3 separate regions of the Homo sapiens genome follow, and regions 1 and 2 are each linked to region 3. Evidence: chromatin contacts called from ENCODE Hi-C data. All regions are on one chromosome and are shown on one strand. The core of a region is the stretch at or near the end of the contact, and the rest is flanking DNA. Distances in the headings are between cores, read along the strand shown.

What was found. Hi-C counts contacts between places; a loop is a spot of excess contacts on that map. Pooled maps may share reads with other maps.
Region 1: a loop to region 3 is called in a pooled map, with 9 times the contacts of the local background. The contact joins the promoter of USP33 here to the promoter of LRRC40 in region 3. A Hi-C loop is called at or near these places in 2 of 50 pooled maps.
Region 2: a loop to region 3 is called in a pooled map, with 10 times the contacts of the local background. The contact joins the promoter of MIGA1 here to the promoter of LRRC40 in region 3. A Hi-C loop is called at or near these places in 4 of 50 pooled maps.

Annotation. Positions count from the first base shown.
Region 1 is chr1:77,758,543-77,761,242 of GRCh38, forward strand. USP33 (ubiquitin specific peptidase 33) reads right to left here and starts at 1,310. Exons shown (of 24, transcript NM_201624.3): 1 at 1,101-1,310. RefSeq lists a silencer at 1,220-1,499.
Region 2 is chr1:77,778,268-77,780,967 of GRCh38, forward strand. It overlaps MIGA1 (mitoguardin 1), which reads left to right and starts at 1,382. Exons shown (of 16, transcript NM_001416120.1): 1 at 1,382-1,469. It also overlaps the pseudogene RNA5SP21. RefSeq lists an enhancer at 1,269-1,358.
Region 3 is chr1:70,204,148-70,206,847 of GRCh38, forward strand. LRRC40 (leucine rich repeat containing 40) reads right to left here and starts at 1,432. Exons shown (of 15, transcript NM_017768.5): 1 at 1,243-1,432. The coding sequence starts at 1,393. It also overlaps a transcript of SRSF11 not described here. RefSeq lists enhancers at 1,026-1,085, 1,346-1,655.

The sequences.
Region 1 (2,700 bases), core at 60-2,559, 7.6 Mb after region 3:
TATTATTTTTTCATAAAACTAGCATTGTCTTTAAGATTCCTATTTTCTCTCTTATTTATAATAGTATGAATTCACTAACAATATTTGTATTATGCTCAAATCAAATAGCCTATGACGATAATGTGACTTGGTCAGACCTTTCCAAATAAGACAGTAGGAAAAACGGAACTAGGACGGCCTTGTTACTTTTTGTAACACGTTTTTCTTAAAGGAAAAATAATCTGATTAAACTTAAAAATTCTCTACATCCACATAGTTATTAAGCAAAAGGCCTAGAGATCGTTACGGTAAAATTCACCTTCAATTTAAGTCTATGCTCCTGCCAGAATTTCACCCTCTGGCTCAATTTTCCAGGCCTAATACTGATTCTATGAGAATGTAAACTCCAACGGTACTTGAGTGCAAAACACCCAGGAAAATCTCATCGTCCAAGAGCTCAACGTAAAACCCTGTAAATATTCAAATGAAGAGCGTTTTGTATACGAGAAATATAAGTAAAGGTCTGGGAAACCACACACTATGGATCTTTCATCCAAACAAAGGCTGCAGATGGACAGAAGGTAAGGGGTAACCTCTCAGTCAAGATCAAACATTGGTCGAAGAAAAATTCCAGGGACGATGACACCTCGGTTTTTCCGTTCACAACAACAAACAACGGGGCCGGCCCCCTCAACAGCGCCGAAAAGCGAAACCAGAACCCAGGAGCCGGCGCGCTGCAGGGCTTTCAGTCACCCACTGAGAGGGACTGGCAAGCCTGAGTGGGGAGACCGAGGAAGGGAGCAGAGCCCCCGCTTCTCGGGCTCACCTGCACCTCCCGCTTCCAGGGAAGAACCCCTGAGGACCCTTCCTCAAATCAACGACCGGTTCCCATCCTCCACCGACCGTTGACAGGGCGACCACTAGATTATCTCTGCAACGCAGAGCACCGAGGGGCCAAGGCCTTCTTCCCGCCCGCGAACCCGCCGCCACCCAGGACCAAGAAAAAGAGGCTGCTGCAGCGGCCGCAACCCCAGCGCGCGGAAGCGAGAACAGAGACCGGACCCCGGACGCGAGCGAAACGCCCTTGGGCCCCGCGCCCCTCCCAGCAGCGCCGCGCTCACCTCCACGGCCTGGCCCGCGGGACCCGCCAGCTCGACCAACAACGGCCTGCAGCCGCACCTCCGCAAGCTCCTCTTTTCCTTCTCAGCTCTCGGAGAGGGGCAGTGTCGCGTCAGGAGGGCCGGAAAACGGCCCCGCAGCGCTGCCCTCGGGGGGTCCGCCTCCTGAACTGGCCACTTCCCGCAGCAGCCGCGGCTCCTTCCGGTGTCTCCGGGGCCGCCGCAGGCGTCTCCGGCGATAGGGGAGGTGGGGGCGGAGCCTCGATGGGAGCCCGCCCCAGGGGCGGGGCCACGGGAGCCAGGCCCAGGTGCGGGGACCCAGGCCGGCTCCCTACTCTGACTGCAAACTAACTGTACAGGGTATGTGCAGCAGTTTGAGGCTGTGAGCTTTTTTTTTTTCGTTTTTCACATGTTTTCTCCTTCTCTTTCACAGTCACACACTACGACCATTATAAGGTCTTGTCTCGATGCATTACAAAAACTGCATTAAGGCTGGCCACTGAAGGGCCTCAGGTTTCCAAACTTGAGCAAAGAAATATTAGACTTAACTTATCCCAATTCAACATTGTATTTCCTCCTTTCATCTTTCTTCCCCCAACTTCTTAGGACCTAGATTCTCTGAAAGCAATTATGTTTCCCTTTTCCACCTATGCAAAGAAGAAATTTATCTCACCATTTTCTCCTTAGGCTAAAATCAAGAGGATCAAATCAAATATTTATTGAAACCTTAGTATCTGCTTAATGCCTGGAGCATGGAAGGAGTCCTGCCTTCTAATTATGTAACTGTTAAAATGCACTCGATTGAGGTTCAAATCTATGAATAAAAAAGGTTATATTAATAAAAAATTGTTAAAATTGCCAGTTTCAATCTGTCTCATGACATCTGACTTTTTGGTCTCCAAAATGGGAGCATGTACCAAAGTATCATGCAAGATGCTCAGTCTCCATTGGAATAGGTAGAAAATATAAAAGCTTCTACTTATTTTTATGGTAAAAATGAAATAAATTAACCATGATACAAAATTCTAGGTAGGGATTGACACTCAGGCCTCAATTTGCACCACAAATGATTGCCTATCCTCGGTTCACTGAGGAGAATAGAAATTTCACAGAATAGAAGTTTCACAGGCAGGCGCCATGGTTCATGCCTGTAATCCCAGCACTTTGGGAGGCCGAGGCGGGTGAATCACTTGAGTTCGAGACTAGCCTGGGCAACATGGCGAAACCCCATTTCTACTAAAAATACAAAAATTCGCCAGGCATGGTGACAGGCACCTGTAGTCCCAGCTACTCAAGAGGCTAAGAGTGGAGGATCACTTGAGACCAGGAGTTTGAGGTTGCAGTGAGCCATGATTGTGCCACTGCACTTCAGCCTGGGTGACAAAGTGAGATATTCTCTGGGAAAAAAAAAAAAAGATGCCGTTAGGAGATGAAAAGTTGTCTCCAGCCGGGCACAGAGCCTCACACCTGTAATCCCAGCATTTTGGGAGGCCAAGGCGGGTGGATTACCTGAGGTCAGGAGTTCAAGACCAGCCTGACCAACATGGTGAAACCCCCATCTCTACGAAAAATACAAAAATTAGCCAGGTGTGGTGGCGCGTGC
Region 2 (2,700 bases), core at 132-2,631, 7.6 Mb after region 3:
ATTTTTCTCATAATGTTTATTGTGGAATTAAGGAGATAATATGGTCTCAGGAAAGTTGTGTTGAGTGGTAGTCATCATCATTACTGCTATTCTCATTACGTTGAATGTTTGGAAGCTGTGGGAAATGGGAAAGAGGAGGAAATTGGGAAAATAAATGAAAATAGCCTTACAAATTTCAGGTTCTTCAAGTCTCAAGAGCTCCATTTACCCTATAAGTGCAAAATATTTTCACATAAAACCCAGTCTGTGGATCGTTAGTTATTATTAATCTAATAATATCATAAATTGGTACTACTATTCTATTTTCCATTTGGTTAAATGGGAATTTTGAAAACAGAATTATTTTGGCTTTTCACCACAAATATGCTCAGCAACTGGAATTCTTAAATCTGCAGTTTTTTTGTTTTGTTTTGTTTTGTTTTGTTTTTTGTTTTGAGACAGAGTCTCACTCTAGTCACCCAGGTTGGGGTGCAGTAGCACTATCTGGGCTCACACAACCTCCGCCTCCCGGGTTCAAGCGATTTTCCTGCCTCAGCCTCCCGAGTAGCTGGGATTACAGGCAGGTGCCTGGCTAATTTTTGTACTTTTAGTAGAGATGGGGTTTCGCCATGTTGGCCAGGCTGGTCTTGAACTCCTGACCTCAAGTGATCTGCCCGCCTTGGCCCGCCAAAGTGCTGGGATTACAGGCTTCAGCCACCGTGCCCCGCCTAAATCTGCAGTTCTGATGGAATGTTTTGACTGAAGACTGAACGTAGAAACAGTACCTTGGGTTTTGTTGTTGTTATTTTTTCCTAACCCGGCCCCCTATTAGTTTACTATGTATTAGAACCTGAGAGAGGTGACTACTCTGCCAATAAATTGCCACATTCAATATTCTTCGGTTGCCTAATTCAGTGGGAAACACAGAAAAAAAGGTAAAGAGGACATGAAATCAATAATAAATGCATCATCTATACCGGATTGGAATGCCTCTTAACACTCATTCATCTGAGGGCTGAGGGCCTGTGGTAGAAGTTCTTAATCTTGTTTTCAGGGTTTTGAAATTGTGTAACTTTTTTTTCTTTAATGTAATGAGCATGTGTATACACATTTTTTTTTTTCCAGGGGAAACCCTCCATAATTTTTACCAGATTGACAACCGTTCTAGATCCCCCGACAGGTTACGAACTACAATACTAGTTTTTTTTTTTTTTTTTTACCGGTTTGTAAAAGGATGCAATTCTTCGAATATAGTTTTTGCATCCACTTGACGAGGAAGGAGCCTCTACCCTAAACAAAAATGGCGGGAGCTGCTTCACACGTAGTCCCTCACGCAGAAAGCCTGGAAGGCCCCCTCCACTTTCTCTCCACCTTCGCACTCCTGACCCCGGAAGGACTCCGCCTTCTCCATGTCAGACTGCTGCTCAGCGCCAGGCATCAGCTGGGAAGCTGGCGTGGGCAGGCCAGCTGTACCTGGCCTGGAGCTCCAGGTACAGGGCCAGGGGCGGGGTGGGGTGGAGAGGCGGGCGGGAGGAAGCGGAGAGTTGAGCGGCCACGCAGTTGGGGCAGAGGCCTCGGGGCAGGGGTGGCGCGGACTCCATCGCTGGCGTTAGCTCTCGGAGTGCCAGGTGGAGCGGCGGAAAGCCAGAGGGTCTACGGCCGTGCCACCCTGAACACCCCCGACCTCGTCTCATCTCAGAAGCTAAGCAGGGTCGGGCCTGGTTAGTACTTGCATAGGAAAGCAGGAGGGTCCCCACGCCAGAGGGAGGCCTGCAAAGGAAGCGCGGAATTGGGATGGGCTCGCCACTGCTCTGAGCCAGAGGAAGGGTCTGGACGGCCGAGCTGGAGGGACCCCCTTTTCTGGTGTTCTTGGCAAAGAAAAAGGAAGACAGCAGAGGAGAGCTCCGCGAGGGGCTGCTGTGGGGTCGGGGGAGAGCGCGCTGGAGGTAGGGCAGCTGGTGAGGTCTCAGGTTCGGCTTGGATGCGGGTGGTTTTGAGCAGGGAGTGGCTTTTGGATGTGAAAGATTACTCTGCTTTGCAGGTGCTTTAAGAGAATAATTTAGCACGGGAGTATTGTGGTGTCAGGTCCTTCTGTAAAGTTGTTAAATTATCTATTTTCCAGAGGGAAGACTCAGCTTGTTTTTGCACAGGACTTTGAAACCTTTATTATTGTTGTTTTATTGTTGTTGTTATTGCAGCTAAACATGTTTGCTCTGTTCAAAGTGTCAGAGTTAGGTTATATAGATTTGTGCTTCACGTCAATTTTCTTTTTGATACTTCAGACTTTCCTTCCTGTTGGATTATAAAGTCAAAGTTGCAGGATAGAATTTTAAGATGTCTAAGAAACTGTTTATGACACTTATTTTTAATTCCCCAGTAGTTGGAATGTAGAGGAGCAAGTAATATCACACAGGACAATATTTTTGGTTATGTTTTATAGATTCCGTCTATAAATTTGAATAATCATGAAACCCCCTTCATGTTTATTTTTATTATGCTTCTGAAAGCAAATGAAATGACTAGTTTTTTGTTTTTTTTTCTTTAGTTTTTCAATGAATAATGATTAGGTTTGGAATCAACTTCCTCAGTAATATTAAATGAAAAAGAATGAGGTAGTTAGAATGCAAAAATAGAGGTTTGTCATAATATTTTTTCTTTTTTCTTTTTTTTTTTTTTTTGAGGCGGAGTCTGGCTCTGTCGCCCAGGCTGGAGTGCAATGGC
Region 3 (2,700 bases), core at 182-2,681:
ATTCTAGCACACCACTTATGATTTGAGAATACTCATTCACTTACTTATTGCTTCCGCAAAATTTAATAAGACTCTACTATGTACCAAGCACTATTTTCAGTGATAGAAATACAACAAAGCACAAAACAAAGCTCACTGACTTCATGATATTAACCTTTTGGTTGGAGGGCAGAGAAAACAAAAAACATAAATGATATAAATTCTGATAGTGATAAATGCTGTTAAAAAATTAAACAGGTAAGAGAACAGAATGTTAGCATGATAGGTATGCAAGTTTAGAGAAAAATGTTTCAGGTTTTGGGGAAACCAAGTAGATATATATATATGCACAACTGTAGTTTGAAAATGAGTATGTTCCCATTGATCAAAAACTCTTTTAGGTGGAGTAAGGATTCTGTGTCTTTTCATTCATTCAGAAGCATTTGCTTGCCTAATCTACTTTATACATGTCACAATAAGAAAGCAATCATTAGAAGGAAAATGGAAGGTTTTAATCAGTCTTAAAACCTAAATATAAATGAAGAAAAACATTACAGGAAAAATGCTCTATTTCTCCATCTCTCCATTCCCCTCCCTCTCTCTCTTACACACACACACACACACACACACACACGACAATCAGAAGAGCATCTGGCCATTCATTCATGGTACCCAGATTTGTGCTTCTTGGTCTTTAACAGGTTTCTCAGGATGTCCCCACATTCAAACACTCTGTGTGGCATCTATCCTGATCTTCAACTTAGAAAATATACTCATTATTCCTTGTAAGTAGAACTCTGCACAGCTGCATACAGAAGAGCGTCTCGGCAGGGAACAGTGCAGGTTCACAAAGGGGCCGATAAAACATATAATTTTAGCTTTGGTAATTGCCCTTGAAGATTACAATAAGAGGAGGAAAATAAGGGCCAAAGAAACAAAAGATTTGCCCGTGATTTGATAGCTGGTTTCGTCACATATTATGTTGCTTATCCCACAGAATGTGGGAATCCCAGAAAGCGCCCCGTTTAAATTTAGACCGTATTTTTAGCAGGGTCCCTTTAACAGAGATTGCGGGAACCTGGGAAGGAACTGAACTGGGCTAACCAAACCGGTCGAAATGAGCACAGGGATTAGATTAGAGCACAGAAATTCTGGCTAGCAGTCTGAGAAAGGGGGCCAAAGCCAGCCCAGAGAAAAGGGAGGTTGCCTGGGCCAAAGGCTTTCTGACAGGAGACACAATAGGGTCGTACCTCTGGGTCTTACCTTCACTGAGGTTTCTACCCGACAGGTTTAACTGGCCGCTCTTCCTCGCTGCCTTCAACAGCCCTTGGGGTACCGAGGTACCGCAGTCTCTTCCACCTGCTTTGAAACCAGCGCGGAGATCCTGCCCCGCTATCCGCTTCAGGCGCGACATGTTCAAAGTCCTAGGTCCAGAAGCTGCAGCCCCACCCGTGACGCTTAAAGGTGGCGCCGTTGGGATGCCCCGCTCCTTTCGTGAGCGCGCGCTCTGGGCGCTGGGCTCGCGGCCTCGCGCTGGGCCTTCACTCTCTGCGGCGCAGTCCAGATGTCGTCAGCACCAGCGCCTGGGCTGGAGGACAGAGAAGCCTTTTCCGTTGCCGGTGCCGGCCTAGCGTCCTGGAATTACTTCAATCAAGTAAGTGCGTTTAACGGGCTTAAGAGGGGCTTTCGGGTTTATTGTTTGCACTGTTACTGCGACTCCAACCTTCTCCTCTGTGCTTCCACCGTGGCGAGGGTGTGGGGAAAGAGAACCCTCTCTTCTCCCCTCTCCTAGTCTGAACGTGGGCCTTGACTAAAACTTGAGATCTGGGCGCGGTCGGCAGCGTTTCTGGACCCCAGCCTGTGTTTGTCGCTTGTGGTGGTGGCGCCAGACCTCTGGCGTACGGAGTAAAAGAAATTTTCTGTTCTTAAGGCTTGTACTCTGACACCATTCTCGTTGTATTGAGGGTATATAGCTTACCCAGCAAAGGAGGTAATGTGAAATGGAAGGACTGGCAACATAGAAGACAAAAACAAAAATCCTTAAAATTTAATAAATGTTCTGTGTATCAGACAGTTTAGGGAGACAAGTAGTGGTACATGCTTTAGTGAAGCTCAGACAGCTTGGATTTTTGAGCCCTAAAAAGCAAGTTCAAATCTCAGCTGCTTCTTTACTTTAGAAACTGTTAACTTTAGGCAGTTTACTCAACCGCTTTTAAAGCTCATTCCTTTTTTTCATTACTTTGGGGATAATTCCTACCGCATAAGGTTTTTGAAATAAGTGAAGATAAAAACTAGAATCTTGAGCTCTCGGTGAGTCCAGAATAATAGCAAATGAAAATTTTGTTCAATGTAAGTCGGTGTTTCCTAGGAAATTAAAATTTTCATCTGAAATGTACAACTTCTTGATTCAACAAGTAATTATTAAGATTAATCCTGCCTAGTATGTGTACTATCCTGGGTGCTAGACTTTTCTTTTGCCTGAAATGATTTTGTTTTAAAAGCATATGCCAGGGAATACCATTCTAACCCCCATCAAGTCTACTGAGGATTGGTAGAATAGTTGAAAGCTAGGATGAAGGCCCTTTGATCAATTCTTCATCACGCACTTTTACCTGAGTCCAGGTTATTGCTACCTGTAAAATTCGGTTTTTAACTCTACCCTTTTTGTTCTTATTTCTGTGGAGTCCTTTACACTAATATCGAACAAGAGAAAGTTACCAA